Regions from separate parts of the Homo sapiens genome. Here region 1 is linked to region 2. Evidence: chromatin loops called from intact Hi-C (ENCODE). Cell type or tissue: heart left ventricle. All regions are shown on one strand.

Evidence for each region. A loop is a pair of places that touch in the nucleus more often than their neighbours do. Peaks named below come from ENCODE experiments on the same cell type or tissue, not always from the same donor. Only the 100,000 strongest peaks of a DNase experiment are listed, where the experiment ranks them.
Region 1: it touches region 2 in a loop (2.3-fold over the local background); 14 of 110 quality-filtered maps call a loop at or near these places.

The regions. Positions count from the first base shown.
Region 1 is chr7:45,934,935-45,942,934 of GRCh38, reverse strand. It overlaps LOC102723446 (a long non-coding RNA gene), which reads right to left and starts at 2,486. Exons shown (of 4, transcript NR_187744.1): 1 at 2,055-2,486. In heart left ventricle, a CTCF peak has its summit at 3,836 (motif pointing left); no DNase peak of the experiment used is centred here.
Region 2 is chr7:46,125,476-46,133,475 of GRCh38, reverse strand. No RefSeq gene overlaps it. Among named protein-coding and RNA genes, the nearest start is that of IGFBP3, 210 kb to the right of the region's middle. In heart left ventricle, a CTCF peak has its summit at 3,444; no DNase peak of the experiment used is centred here.

The DNA of each region.
Region 1 (8,000 bases), 190 kb after region 2:
ATTCTTTGCAAAAACTAATAATAAAACTCAAAACCTCAGGCAAAACTGTTTAACAAGAGAGATGGCATAATCAATAACACAAATGAAAAAGAACACATTTGAGATCCTGTCCCCGTTAAGAAGACAACAAGGAGATATTGTAACCAACTTTTATGTCAATAAATACACAATTTAGTTGAAAAGAGTAATTTCAAGGGAAAATAACCTGCCAAAATTGACAAATGCAGGAAGAGAAAACACATATTCCTAAAACTTTTAAAGAAATCCAATCGGAAATTTAAAATGTTCTAACAAAGAAAACTCCAACTTCAGATGGTTCTACAGTGAATTCCAGAATATTTAAATGATCTAGCCTTACACTAACTCTTCTACAGTAAAAGAAAGAGAAGATATACTCCCTAACTCATTTTACCAGGCTAGAAAAACCTGAACAAAACTTTGTAAGACAACATTACAGCCAGTGATCAAAGTTAACATGCCGGTAATGACACTCTGATATAATATGTGAAGAGAAGTTCGCTTCTATGACATTTCCCTCTAAAATCTGTAAGCCCAGTCTAATTATGAGAAAATAACAGACAAGCCCAAATTGACAGCCATTCTTCAAAACACCTGATCATTACACTTTAAAAAATTAAAGTCATTAAAAAAGGAAAAACCATAAAACTATCACAGATTGGACGAGAATAAAGAAACATGATGGCCAAATGCAACAAGGTATACTAGATTGGGATCCCAGAACAGAAAAAATATCTTAGAGGAAAAAAATGCAGAAATCTGAATAAAGTCTGCAGTTAGTTAATGGCATTGTACCAATGTTAATCTCTTAACCTTTCTTTTTCTTTTTTTTTTTTTTTGAGATGAAGTCTTGCTCTGTCACCCAGGCTGGAGTGCAGTGGCGTGATCTCAGCTCATTGCAACCTCTCTCCCCTGGGTTGAAGCGATTCTCCTGTCTCAGCCTTTCAAGTAGCTGGGATTACAGGTGCGCATCACCATGCCCAGCTAATTTTTGTATTTTTAGTAGAGATGGGGTTTCACCATGTTGGCCAGGCTGGTCTCGAACTCCTGACCTCAGATGATCCACCTGCCTTGGCCTCCCAAAGTGCTGGGATTACAGGCATGAGCCACCACGCCTGGCCAATTTCTTAATCTTAATGTACCATGGTCATGTCAGATGAATGAGAGGAAGCTGAGTGAACGGTTATGTGAGAATTCTCTGTATATCTTTATAACTCTTCTAGAAATCTAACATTTCAAAATAAACATTTTTTAAAGAGTGAAGAGTAGTACAAGAAAGAAAAGTATGTAAACCCAAAAATCACACACTAAATAATTAGCAAACTTAATGTAGTAATATTCAAAGAAAGAGGAGGAAAAGGAGAAGGATGAGAAGCAGCAGGAGCAAGAAAACGAAAAGGGGAAGAAGAATAAAGACCAGGTTTGATCATGATCAGGAACACAGATTGGTTAAACATTAGGAGCAAAATCAATGTCATTCACAACATTAATAAACCAATGGTGAGTTCATTTGGTCATCTTTGTAGGTGCAGAGAAAAGTATGTGATACATTTCAACAGTCATGCTTTTCTTTAACTTAGCAAAATAGTAATAGATAATAATTTTATTAACCAGATAAAGGGTATCTACAGCCACAGAAAAAAATAAAATCTATAGCAAATATCAGACTTCAGAAAGAAATACTGAAAGCGTCCATTCAGGAACAAGATCTGTCCACGGTTAAGAGAGACGGCTTCTGGCAGAGACAGAAACCAAACCTCCATCCAACCCAGGGTTCTGACCGCAGTGCGCTCCAGTTCCACCTCCCTGCCCCAGTCCACTTGCCTTCAACTCCTTGCTTTTTACCTATGCCTTGTAAAACAATAAAAATGTAGCCTCGTGGTGTAATTAAAAATAAACAATTCAAGTGTTTGTTGGTTTGGGGTCATGTATAGGACGGAATGGCAACAGGAGGGGGTAAGAATATAAGCATAATTAAAATTAGGTTTAAATTCATTTTCATGAACTCCCACATCAGGAAGTAAAATTTTACATACGATTGTGTCAGGAATTGGTTCTTTCCGGTGGGTTCTTGGTCCGGCTGACTTCAAGCATGAAGCCACAGACCCTCGCGGTGAGTGTTACAGTTCTTAAAGATAGTGTGTCTGGAGTTTGTTCCTTCCAATGTTTAGATGTGTCTGGAATTTCTTCCTTCCGGTGGGTTTGTGGTCTTGCTGACTTCAGGAGTGAAGCTGCAGACTTTCGCAGTGAGTGTTACAGCTCTTAAACGTGGTGCTTCCGGAGTTGTTTCCTCCTTCCGGTGGGTTCGTGGTCTTGCTGACTTCAGGAGTGAAGCCACAGACCTTCGCAGTGAGCGTTACAGCTCATAAAGCTAGTGCGGACCCAAAGAGTGAGCAGCAGCAAGATTCATTGTGAACAGCGAAAGAACAAAGCTTCCACACCATGGAAGGGGACCTGAGCAGGTTGCTGCTGCTGGCCCGGGTGGCCAGCTTTTATTCCCTTATTTGGCCCCACCCACATCCTGCTGATTGGTCCATTTTACAGAGCGCTGATTGGTCTGTTTTACAGAGTGCTGATTGGTCTGTTTTTACAGAGTGCTGATTAGCGCATTTACAAACCTTTAGCTAGACACAGAGTGCTGATTGGCGCATTTTTACAAGTGCTGATTGGTGCATTTACAATCCTTTAGCTAGACACAGAGTGCTGATTGGTGTGTTTACAATCCTTTAGCTAGACAGAAAAGTTCTCCAAGTCACCACCTGACCCAGAATCCCAGCCGGCTTCACCTCTCACAATCATATGACCTTTCTGCTAAAAAAAATATAGTCATCTTATTTATTGCAGTAACCCTCTCAGAGCATACTAAGAAAACTTTGATCCCATAAATAGCAAAACCCACTGCCAATGAATGGGGGCAACCATGCTCTAATAAATCTTTGTTTACAAAAACGGGTAGCTGGATGTGGCCCCTGAGCAGCAGTTTGCTGACTCCTACTCTGAAGGGGATCGGTCCCCCCAGAGGGTGCTGCTGCCTCTCCACTGTAATTTGTTTTGCCCCGGCTCCTGCACCCCCTCGACCTGCAGAGGACGCAGGTGCGCTCCTGTTTCTCGCTGACAATTGCTCCTGGCTGAACCGTTCGTCTGTTAGTGGAGTCCCTCACCCATTACTGCTCGTTGCTGCTGCTCTGCCCTCCCACAGGGCCTCTCCCCTTCTTTCCTGGGTGAGTCTAGCTCCAGTGCCTCTGCCATTTTCTCCAAAACTCTGGCTACCTTAATTCTTGTCTACAAGTCTGTCCTATCCGACCTCCTTTTCTTCTTGACCTTCTTTTCTCCCAGGACCTTGTCCTGCACCCACCTCGGCCTTCCACTCCCAGACTTCCATGAGCAGTAACTCCAGCCCTGCCCTGACAGGGTCTCATCATGGACCCCACTCTCTGATTACCATGCCCTGGCTTTCCAGATCATTCTTTCAGCCCCATCAGCATATATGACACATTCATCTTACCACAGTCTGTTGCCCTAGACTTTTTGGTATCTTCTCTTTTCTCTGAGTGGAGCTTAAATTTCCTTTGCTTTCTGACATTTCCATTGCCAGAAGGAGCAGCCGCGAGGTTCTTGGGTTCCAAAAGGTGTAGTATGAAGAGGAAGCACGAGAAGCCTGAGTACTTACACCCGGGGCGCCTGGTCAGAGCATCACACCCAGGGCCTGTTGCACCTGAGAACTAGCCCAGGTTTCAGAAGAGAAAGTCCTGCTTTCTGACGTCCACAGGGCACAGGGGATCTGAAATCCCTCTCCTCCCGGCACCCCGCCCCCTGCTGCTCTCAGGCTGCAGGTGCATCCAGTGCCTGGGCGGGTCTCGGGAGCAATCCTGTACCCCAGCCTTCTCACCGCTTCCCGCCCTCCCAGCATCTGCTCTGGCCTGGCAGCTGTTCTGAACTTTCCCTTCCTCTATTTAAACACCTTTCACTCCCCTAGCATTCTGTGCAGACAACAACAGCAACATTGTCCACTCATTCTTTTTCCTCTGAACTGAGAACTGAGTGGTGCCTCCACTCAAAGAAATAAGCCCACCCGAGCTGACCGAGCTGACGGAGCCGGCCTCGGTGATGCACCGGTCGGCTGCTCTGTGGTTGGCAATGGCGAAACTGCTCCTCTTCCTTCCTGGAAAAGACCAAGCTTGAGATGAAAATGATTTATTTAGGCCCATGCCTGTCTTCCAGGTGATTACGAATTGTTCTACCGTGTGAGGATTTGCCGAGACACTTGGGGGCTCGCTTGGCAAGTGGACTTCTCTCACCTCTCAGTTACCCAGCCCTTTACCCACGCATGCATGTCTGGCGACATTGACTGGGCAGCAAGACAGCACAGTGAACTGTGTCTCCCGAATGATGCAGGGCAGTGTTCCTCCTACTGAACCTACAGCACAGACTTTTGTAGGGTGGGGCATCCAGAATCAATCCCGAGCTGGGTGCTGGCACTCTGGATTTTTAGGAACTCTTAGGTTTATTCTCAGTGAAGCTTCCTCTCACCCCAAGTCTTTTGCATCTTCAACTTTCACAAAAGACCTTTGAATTAATCAGACACTTCCCTTCCTCTGGTAGCCAGCAACCAGGTTTGAGATCCAGAAGGCACTTCCTGTTGTGTGCAAGTTTTACAAATATTCACCACACACAGCTCCCAATACACATACCACACAACACAACACACACCAAAAACACACACACATCTCACACATACAACACATATACAACACACAAAACACGGCACACAAACCACACACAGCTCACAACACACACCTCACACCCAACACAACAAAACACACATACTACAACACACACACACCACAACATACAACATACACCACAACACACACATTCTACGCATCCCATCCACACAACACCCATAGATCACCACAGCACACACAGCTCATAACCACATACCATACACACACAGTACACACAAAACACACACACCACCTTCCTCTGTGCTTCCTGCTTGCTAATAACCTTTCTTGCTTGCTTGCTCCTCACCATAAAATACTGAAGGTGGTAGAGACCCAAGAGTCTGCTGACTGCACCCATTCATTACACAACAAAGAAACCAGAGCATTTTAAGAGGGAATGACTTGTCCAGGGCCGCGCACCAGTTGCTAGGGGACCAGACATGAATCGGGCCCTCAGATCCTGGGGAGAACACAGAGGTTGGAGGCCATGTGGGCAGTGGGGGACATCACAAGGCTCCCAGCTTTTGTGGGACACTTGGCAGGTCTGCACCAAGTGCCACCGAGGCTGGGGACTGATTCTCTGAGCTGCCCTGGCAGGTTTGTCCAGAGGGGCTTGTCGTGGTTCAGCCTGATGCTGGGCTTTGGCTGACATGAGTAAGCTCGTCTTAAAAGCTCCCCTTAAAAGAGGAATCAAGATCATGTTGCACAATAGCCGGAGGCAAACGCCCTGCTGCTGTTTAGCAGATGCACGCCTGGGACTAAGAAAACAGCACAGCCCCATTCAGGGGATGGCAGTGCCTGCTGTTAACCACTCACCCTGGTTAGACAATCCCAGAGGGCTGGCCATGAGAGGGACTGATGTCACCCATTATTTGGTCCCTCAGCCTCAGGAGCATCCCAAGAACCTGTGGACCAGAGTGGTGTTGAGGGTCCCACTCTGGCTTCAGAGAGACGTGGGTCACATCTGGTTTTGCCTGTGACTCTGTGTGCAACCTTAGACCCTCCACACAACCCTGCAGCACTCCTGTCTCTCATCTGTGAAATCATGAACTTCTAGGAGGTCTGGGAAGATGCAGTGAGCAGTTCAAGTTCAATGGGAGCTTCATGTGCTGGGACGAGGACTAAGTGCTTGACATGGAGCCCTTCAGTTCATTGCTTAGTTTTGTTTTTTAATGTTTCCAAAAAAAGTTTAAAAAAAAAAAAGTAGCACAACAAGTGCCTGTGTGACCAGAACCCAGCCTGCAATTCATCAAACCTTCTGCCATGATGTCATTGTTTCATTACAATGTGTGGCACACCAGTTATATTCCTGGATGCCCTACATGACCCATTCCTCTCCTACCCTCCACAAAGGTGACCACCTTCCCAAAATTACTTTGCAGCTTTGACATGCATGTTCCCCTTCTTTGAAGACTTTGCATCTCTCCGTAACAACATAGACTATTGTTTTCCACCCCTACTGTCTTTGATATAATGAACATATTCAATAACTTGCTTTTCTTGCTTATTTGATGTTTCTCAAATGTACCCATTGTGATACCTATGCTGGTTCATTCCTCTTGTTTATGGCACAGTCTGCCAGTGTCTGAAGAGAGCTCTCTGCTTACTAAGGGATGCATGCTCTTGCAGACCATGCTGTACTGTGCATTCACTTGTGTGTCTCCTTACGTGTCTGCACTGGAACTTCCCTCGTGCATTCACTTGTGTGTCTCCTTACGTGTCTGCACTGGAACTTCCCTCAGTGTAGACTGAGTAGTGGGGTGGGTAGATCACAGCAGCTTGGGAATCTGCATCTTCACTAGGTTTTGCCTACTTGTTTTTATCAGTGTACTTGGGTCAGCCCAGGTCATTACTCCTTCACCTGCAATGTGGCACCACACACAATGCCATGAAGGCACAGCAGAAAGAGAAATCAACCAGAAGGCAGGAAACACAGGTCCATGGAGACATGGAGACGCAGAGTGGGAAGGCACTTTGGAGGAGGTTTAGAGTGACACTCCCAGCCTTTTACACTTTAAATTATAAATAGGAAATGCTAATATTTGTGAGAACACAAGAATAAACAAACAAGGATGACTGCAGCTGAAGGCAACTGGTCTCAGAGCTCTGGTCCCCTGACAGCCTGCACAAATAGACCAAGGGTGAATATACGAAAACACACTACATTGTACTGAATTGTACACTATAAAAGGATAAATTTTATAGTTTGTGAATTACATCTCAATTAAACAAACTGTAAAAATCTAGGCACACAAAATGAATCAACAGATAAGCTAAATTTCATATACATATATTTTAATTTGTAATTGAAAACCATCTCGGCCAGGCGCGGTGGCTCACGCCTGTAATCTCAACACTTTGGGAGGCCGAGGCAGGTGGATCACCTGAGGTCAGGAATTCAAGACCAGCCTGGCCAACATGGCGAAACCCCATCTCTAATAAAAATATAGAAATTAGCCGGGTGTGGTGACACACACCTGTAGTCCCAGCTACTCGGAAGGCTGAGGCAGGAGAATAGTTTGAACCTGGGAGGTGGAGGCTGCAGTAAGCCAAGATCACGCCACTGTACTCCTGGGTGACAGAGCAAGACTCTGTCTCTCAAAAAAGAGAAAGAAAGAAAACATCTCCATGTGATGATCAAGACATGGGTGGTCACTGGTTTCCAAGACCAGTGTCAGAAAAGAAAAAATGAGCTTAGTTCCAGGGAAGGGCTGCACAAGCTGCTTTGCACTTGAAGTACAAGTACAAATGGTGTGCCTTTAACTCACAGAGGGCCAATCTTGCCCACATCCCTTTATAAAATTCAATGACCAGTGTAGTAGCAACAGCCACCTATGCTTCAATGCAGCCAGCACTGTACTTCCACACGTGCAAGGGGGCTGTGAGCATGAAAAGAATGGTCTGGTTCCAGGTAAGATGGAGCAAGAACACTCCACCCTGTCTTTCCCATGGAATGCAGCAATAAAACTAGCATGAAATGCATGGAGCAGATATTTGAGGACTCTAATAAGGAAACAGTAGCAAGCAAATTGGGAAGGAAGACCAGAATTCTAAATCCTAAGCTACGTAAGTGGTAAATTTCCCATTTTTCCTCTGGTAGATCTCCTGACCCAGAGCTGAGGCACCTCCAAATCTAGAATTGGGCCCTGGAGCTCAGAGAAATTTCTAGGATAAATCCTCTGGTTCTAGCTTGAGAAACAAGAAAGAAGCTAATCCCTCAGAGACAGTAGAGGAAGTCCCCCACTTTTTCTTTTTGTT
Region 2 (8,000 bases):
GAATGACAATCTTACTGCTTTAAAACCAACTTGGTGTAGTTGAGTTGTGAGCCAACATGCTAACTTTGAAGGGGCCTCCAAAGCCTTTGACGAGCCTAAATGGAAAATCCATCTTCTTCCCAGGCAGAGGCTATGCCACAGCCGTCCTGTATGTAAACCCTATTACCACGGAAAGAGCATTTTTGTGGCATATCGACTAAGAAAATAACCAGGCTGCTCTTTCTTGTGGTATTGGAGCTGAGGACGAGGAAGTCTTCCCAGCCCAACCCTCTTAAGCCAGTAGAGTGATTCTAGAGGAAGAGAAATCTAAGACTCGGCTCAAGTCAAACACAGTCAGACAGCAGGGACAGCCTAGGGCAGGACTCAAAGAAAAAATCAAGGGAAATATAGCATTTTCCACCACAAAAATATTTAGAACATAGCTATTTGATACCCTGACTGTTCTAAAGTTGTTTTTTTCAGGAGGACATTAAAGCACTATATGTTATCAAATTGTTTTGTAAAAGTGTGTTGCAATCTCAGAGAATATTGTAATATTAGCTTACAAATTGTCACAGAGCAGTCATCATACACTTAAAATTTTTTTGCCTTTCTTCAAAGTTCTACCCAGAGGAAGAACACTTCAAACACATTTCACTTCATGGCATTTCTTCTGTCTTTTCATTTGTTTGCGTCTCAGCTTACTTAGGATGTTTAACATCTTGGAATCATAAACCTTAACATAACCAATGCATAAAAGTCGCAGCCACTGACCCAGTGTGGAGAGCAAGTGAACTGTGCTGCCAGCTGTGGCCCCCGCCCATGCTGCCTTCATGCTTCAGGTACCTCCAGACCTCACTACAGTACTGACACAGTATCCCAGCTCTGTGCTGCTTTCTCAGGCTGCAGCCACAGGGGGAGTATGAACACACAAACATGCCGATGGAAATCTCCTGTTTGAAAGCCTTGCTCTTCACACAAGGTTCAACATTCCTGTGGACTCTGGGACAACTAATCCCCTAGGACTAGTTCTCTGCACTCTCTAATACCCGGGCTCCATGCTGCTCCAGCTCACAGCAGGACTCACTCTGCCAGAATGTGCTTCCCTGTTTCTGGGCACCTGCAGGGATGAAACACATTTTCTTCATCCCATCCAGACTGAACCAAGTCCGTTTCTTCTTCCTGCTCAGCACACATGGCTTGTCTCAACTGCATGGCCCAGCGTCCTCAGCAGCTCAGAATGGCCAGGCCACCAAGTCCTGGCAGGCCCAGAACTGCTCATCAGTGTGATGAGTTCACTCCACACTGGCCCATACAAAGTTCCCAGGTGATCTTCCTTGCCTTTCCCTTTCTGAGTGACAGAAACACCCAGGCAGTGGGTAAGCCACACATTGGAAATGAGACAGCAGCTGTCACCACAGGCCTCTGAGCAACCACATGAGGAATGACTGCCTCCCGAAATGCTAGCCTTGGACTAAGAGATAAACATACTTTTTGAATTTTAAGCAACCGAAAACTTGGGTTTATTTGTCCCCAACCCTAAATCATATCCCTCTCTGACTCCCCCAGACTAAGTGAAGTCCCTTTCTATATGTCTCTCTGGCCCTGAAGCTTTTGTTCATTGTGCACTCTAAAAATGTAGTGAAAGGTTTATTTCACTACATGGAATTATGTTTTTCTATATAAGTATTATTCTTGGAGCTATAAAGCCCCATAGAGATCTTTAACCTAATATCTAGCACAAAATAGGCACTCATTAAATATTTGTCGAATGAATGAGTAAATATTAAGCACTTATATTTGCAGTACCCCATCTAATTTTGTCAGCGATCTAGAGTAGCAGTTTCCACTATCCTTCTTACTACAAGTTGAGTATCCCCTGTGCAAAATGCTTGAGACTAGAAGTGTTTCAGATTTTGAGTTTTTTCAGATTTTGGAATATCTGCATTATATTTACTCCAATGAGCATTTCCTTTGAGCATCATCATGGTGCTTAAAATTTATTTTTAGATATTGAAGCACTTCAGATTTCAGATGTTCAGACTTGGGATGCTGAACCTGTACAGATAAGAAAGCAAGATGAATTACATAATTTGCCAAGGTCCAGGAGTAAAATAAATCAGTGCTAAGATTTCAACCCAAGACTAACTTTAATATACTATGGTCCTGGGATCACATTAAGGAATATTAATATTAACCAGACATCGCCTACAGTAAGTATAAAGAAAGAGCATTGCAAAAACCTAGAGGAAAAGAAAGGCATGACACAGTCAGGAACAGGGGAGATGTGAGAAGAAGCCACAGGTTGGGTTTTATGAAGGCTGGAATGAGCAAGGAAGATAGCTCAGCACCCAAACCAAAGTGCTTTGTTTTCAGTCTGGGGATTCCAGACTTCATTCTATGGGTGGGTGGGGAGGAGACAAGAGGGACTAGCCTATAGGCTTTTTAAGCGTGGTAATGAAGGATCCATCCATTCTGAATTTTAGGACAATGACTGGCAGCCAGTACAGGGACCAATAAGCAGGCAGAGGGTGGAGGCAGAAGGAACAGTGGAAAAGCTGGTGCGATAGTCCAGGGTCAAAGAGCAGTGAATCTGAAATCAGGCAGAAGAAAGGAGGGTGGAGCGAAGATGAAAGCGGGAACTTCCCCAAGTTCAGACAACATGATGTGGTGGCCGCGGAGAAGAGGGGAACACATGAGGAAGAGGCTGAATGCCACAGGAGTGGGGAGGAGGTGGTGGTGGCTTCTTCATGACACCCCTGTTCTGAGGACCTTAGAGTGAATGGAAGTGGGTTGACTGAGCCAGTCCCATTTGGTCTGAGTTTAACTTGCAGTTATGACCTGGGTCTTCAGAAGTCTTCCATACTACTTAGTAAATAAGCTGCCCACTCACTCCTATGCAGGCTGAAGCATTGTGATTGCTGGTTTGTTTTCAGAAAATATATGTCACTTAAGACAGTCTAAGCTAAACAAGTAAAAAGTTCATATGACCATGACCCAAATAACCAAAGCATAGAGCAATTAGCGACTCTAAACCATTTTCAGAAAATCATCCTCTGGAAAGACAATCACGTATCAAGAACAAAGTTGCAAGATGTCCTTGGGCTCAAGTGTGAAGACCACTATACACCTGAATGGCCAGATGGCTGTGAGTGTTCACTGAAGGACCCGTTTCCCCAGTTTTTCCTCAAGAACTCTAGAAACTAAAACTATGCATTTTGGGCAATATTTCTTCTCTTAAGACATCATGAGAATACAAATTACAATCCATTTTTATTAAATACCGCCTACTTTCCAGGAAATGGGATAAATGCTTGAGGAAAAGGGTACTTATCTATTGAAAATATATTTAATGTGTTTTTTTAACTGAACAGCTAGGAGAGTTTGGGGTTCAGGGAATGATGTCTTCCTCTTCCTCGGCCCACTTATCTCCTACTACAGGACCCTGTACCTCAGCAGCCAGTGCTGCCATCCACAGGTGTCTGCTGCAAACCTCAGGATCTTCATGGCCTCCACTGTGACTCCTCAAACCAGAAAATCCATATGCAGGCCTGATTGCTAAGATTTCTCCAAGCGTCCCGTCCCTTCCATTTCCCCTGCCACTGTTTCCACTGAGACCCTGGGCCTCCTGGTTTCAGACCCTCCACACTCAAGCCTCTTTTCTAGTCTCTGACTCTAAATTGGCCCCACTCCAACCCATCCCTCATCTTGCAGCCAAAATGATCTTTCTACAGCTCATTCCTCTGCTTAAAGAGAATTTGAATAATTCACAACAGCAACTCTTCTGCAGTATTGTTGGGATCTACAACCACTTCGCGAAATGATTTCCCATCACTTTAGTACAGCTGAAAAGTGAGATGCAGCAATGAGAAAGGATGCTCAGAACAGCACATTAATTAACCCAAGAACTGGAGACAATGCAAATGCTCATCAGCTCTACTGTAGAATGATAAGTAGCTTGTGATCCTTAGCACAGGGGCATGAGGTACAGTAGTGAATCTGAATGTCCCTCAGCTACAAAGTCCACAAGAATGAACCTCATATCCACACTGTTGAAACATGAGAATCAGAGGGACATGTGGAGCAGGATGTCATGTGGAATCATGAGGATGTCATGTTGAAACACGAGAATCAGAGGGACATGTGGAACAGAATGAACCTCATATCCACGCTGTTGAAATACGAGAATCAGAGGGACATGTGGAGCAGGATGTCATGTGGAATCATGAGGATGTCATGCTGAAACACGAGAATCAGAGGGACATGTGGAACAGAATGAACCTCATATCCACGCTGTTGAAACATGAGAATCAGAGGACATGTGGAGCAGGATGTCTCAACAACACAAAAGGCAAAACAATGTTATGCTTAGAGACCCGTGCATATGTGATAAAACTAAAATATCAAGGAAAGATAAACCCAAAATGTAGGAAGGGGGTAAGGAAAGTAATTGGGAAGAACTATGGATAGGCTCCCAAAAACTCTGCTAAGGCTATGCTTCTGAAACTAGACATTTGAACCATTGGTTTTCATCTTATTATTATTCCATAAATGGCATTAGTAGGTTTTACATAAATTTTCATGTCTATTTCATAAAAAATAATTTAAAATAAAATAGAAGATAAAAAAGAATTTCAGAGGGATTTCCCCCACCCCTCGGATGAAAGCAGAACTCCTCAGCATGGTCCCCGGGACTTCTGACGACCCCCTTCCTTGTCATCCTCCCATGGGACTGTCCATCTTGGAGCATTCTACTCTCTGCATCAGTTCCCTTAGGAAAGCCACTCCTTCTCATATACATTTGGTGAACTCTCACTAGACTTGGGGATCACTCCAAGATGGAGCCACTGCAGCAGTTGCCAACCCTGCCTGGTGCTCTGCAGGAGCAGGTATCTGTGCTTACTGTGGCCAGAGCCCTGAGCTCCCCTCATGCAGCCTCTCCCCGCCCCTGCCCTGCCTGGGAGCTGAGACCTCAGAGTTTCAGGACTCCATCTCATTCATTTCTAGAAGTAAAGTTGTCACTAGGAAGTCATGTGAGTCATGTGAGCTTTCCTCAGTGAAGGTTTAAGGGGGAAAAAACCAAAGAGGGACAGAAAAGGGGAGTATGGAGGGATAGAGAGAGAAGGAGAGAAGAAAGATTGATTAAATGTGAATCTTTGAATATAAATCTTAGCAACAAATAGTATTTTATCTGCATAATATTTAAAATTAAAAATGATCTATGTAAGAAACATGCAGATGCCAATCAAATACCAGGATCATTCTTTTCAAGAAATATGTTTCTGTATGATTTCTCTGTTAGCTATGGTAATACGTTAATATGTTATATTTAAATTTTTGCTTTCACACTTATTTCCTTACCTTTTAGACCTCTAATTAGCAGAGCATCTGGTAATTAAATTCACACTTGCATCATTCAACGATTCTTCAAAGCAACTGGTACACATTCATGTTGGCCAGTGTCCAGAGTTGAAGAAGAGGTGGACATCTGTAGAACTCCTGGTGCCAGAAGGGAATATAATTGAATTAACATGTTTCCTTTCTCCCAATTTCAAAGGTGCATTGTTCACTACTAATTTTTCCTGTGTTTTTTAAAGGTTATGTCTGCTTAAAATTGGAGGAGTTGATACAATGCAGAACTGTCTTAATTTTGATAATGAATAAAGTATTAAATAATAGAAGGGAATTAATACAATTCAAAGAGCAGCATGCGATGTGAGTCAAACCCACAAATTCATCTCCCTATTTTACACATGAGGAACAATGCGGCCCAATGAATGTCTCACCATCATCACCAAGCTCCTTTCTAATAGAGTGAGGACCAATTGTCTCTCAAGTCACAGTTTAATGCCAACTCCTTTCTATGATTCTAACTTACATAACAATGCTGCGAATAATAAAAAAATAATCAGCAGGTAGAGAACACACAGTGCCAGGGGCAGATTTGAAGCATTTAAGGCATGTGAATTCATCGGACAATCCTGCTGACCTGGGATGGAACACATTCATAATGTCCATGTTACAGTTGTGGGAACAGAGGTGTAGGGTGCATCAGTGCATTGCCCCAAATCCTACTGCTGGCGAGAGGCACCATCAGAATTGAACTCAGGTCTATGTGGCAGCCAGCCTGAACTCTTTCCTATGCAGGAACACAGTGCCTCCCTTACTGATACCGTGCACCTAGGCAAGGCCTCACTTCATCAGGGTGGCTTTCTCTGGGCTCCTGTAACCAGATTTTTTTTTTTTTGGTTGTGGGATGTTTTCAAAAATAGGTGAGAGCAAGAGGTTCAGACTTCTACGTGCAAACAAACAAATAAACAAGTGCTGATTCCATCTAGAAACCTCAAGCTAAAAGCAACATCATCTCTAAGGAATTCACTTTATAGGCATAAGGGAAAATGTGTCATCAGATAGCAGCAATGAAAAGGTGCAGCTGAAAAGGCCAGCCACACCTGTCATCTCTGCTTGCAAATAGATGTGCACATTTGAGATAAAAATAGGCCTCTGGAACCAAGGTTTTAAATGGCTGTACATTTGACGGCTAAGGAGAATCATTTGCATCTACCAGAGCCTGGCATAGTGGCAGAAACAGGAATGAATAATGGAATTGATGGAATGAATAAGTGAATGAATGAGAGTTGGAAAGAACCATAAAGACCATGTTATTTAATCCCTGCTTATGTGTTCTATTCCTTCCCCTGAGGTTTCTAACAAGCATCATAAATCTTGGCTTGAACTCTTCCAGGAACAGGGAGTTAGCTACTATCCAATGCAATGAAATTATTGTTAGAAATTTAAAATTGATGTAAAAGTCCCTCCCCAACTCTTTCTCCCTTCTTCCCTCTCATGCCTACTGACTCTTTACAGAGTAAGTTTGGCATGTATATGACATGGAGGCAATGGAATTATAAAGAGAGAGGAAAGGCTAGCTTTTCTTACCAGCATTAGAAGTCTTGGGTAAGCACAGAAATAATAGGCTTAGGTCAACTAACTAACTAACTAGTCTAATTAGTCAGGGCACGTTGTGAAAGTTCACACAGCCTCCATGGCAGGGTAAAGAAAGACACTTATCTTTTACAGCTGCAAGGTATCTTGCACTTGCACTGAAATTCAGACCTGGGATTTAATTGTAATGATAGCATTGCTGCAAACAGACCTGGATGCATGCTCTTGGCAGATATCCTATGCCAAGGTCTTCCTACTAGGAAGAGTTGGACTCCTGGGTCTAAAACAGGGACACTAGGTGGTTGACACTAAAAATCTTTCTAATTTTATGTTGATGTAAAGGTTTATGTATTAAAATGTATGGATATTAACTATCCAATTAAATGTGTTTTGGTAAATGTGTACACGTCTAACCCGTGTTCCTATCAAGATATAGAATATCTGTCTTCTCAGAAGGTTCTCACATGCCCTCTTCCAATCAATTCCCACCTCTCATAGGCAGCAAATCTTCTGGTGTCTATTACCATAACTTTTTTGTCTGTTCTTGATATTCATATAAATAGAATCATGAAGTTTCTGGCTTCTTTTACTCAGTGTGTTTTTGAGAATTATCCATGCCACCGCATGTATGAGTAGTTCATTTATTTTTATTGTGGAGTAATATCCTATGGGATGGATATACCACACAGTCACTTATCAATTTTCTTGTGGAACATTTGGTTTCATCAGGTTCGGGGTCATTATAAACAAAGCTCTTTGTTATTATACAACTATTTTTGAGAAAATGTATTTAAATTTTTCTTAGTAGAAATATCTAAGAGTAGAAGCACTATACCATAGAATTATATTTATAACTTTACAAGAAACCACCAGACCTTTTCTCAAAGTGGTTGTTCTATTTTATGTTCTCATCAGCAATGTAGGGGAGATCCAGTTGCTCCAAATCCTAAATCGGGCTTGCCAGACTTTTTAATTTTAGCCATTCTAAGGATGTAAGGCGGTATCCCACAGTGGTTTCAATGTACATTTCTCTGATGACTAATGACGCCAAACACATTTTCATACAACTTACCGAT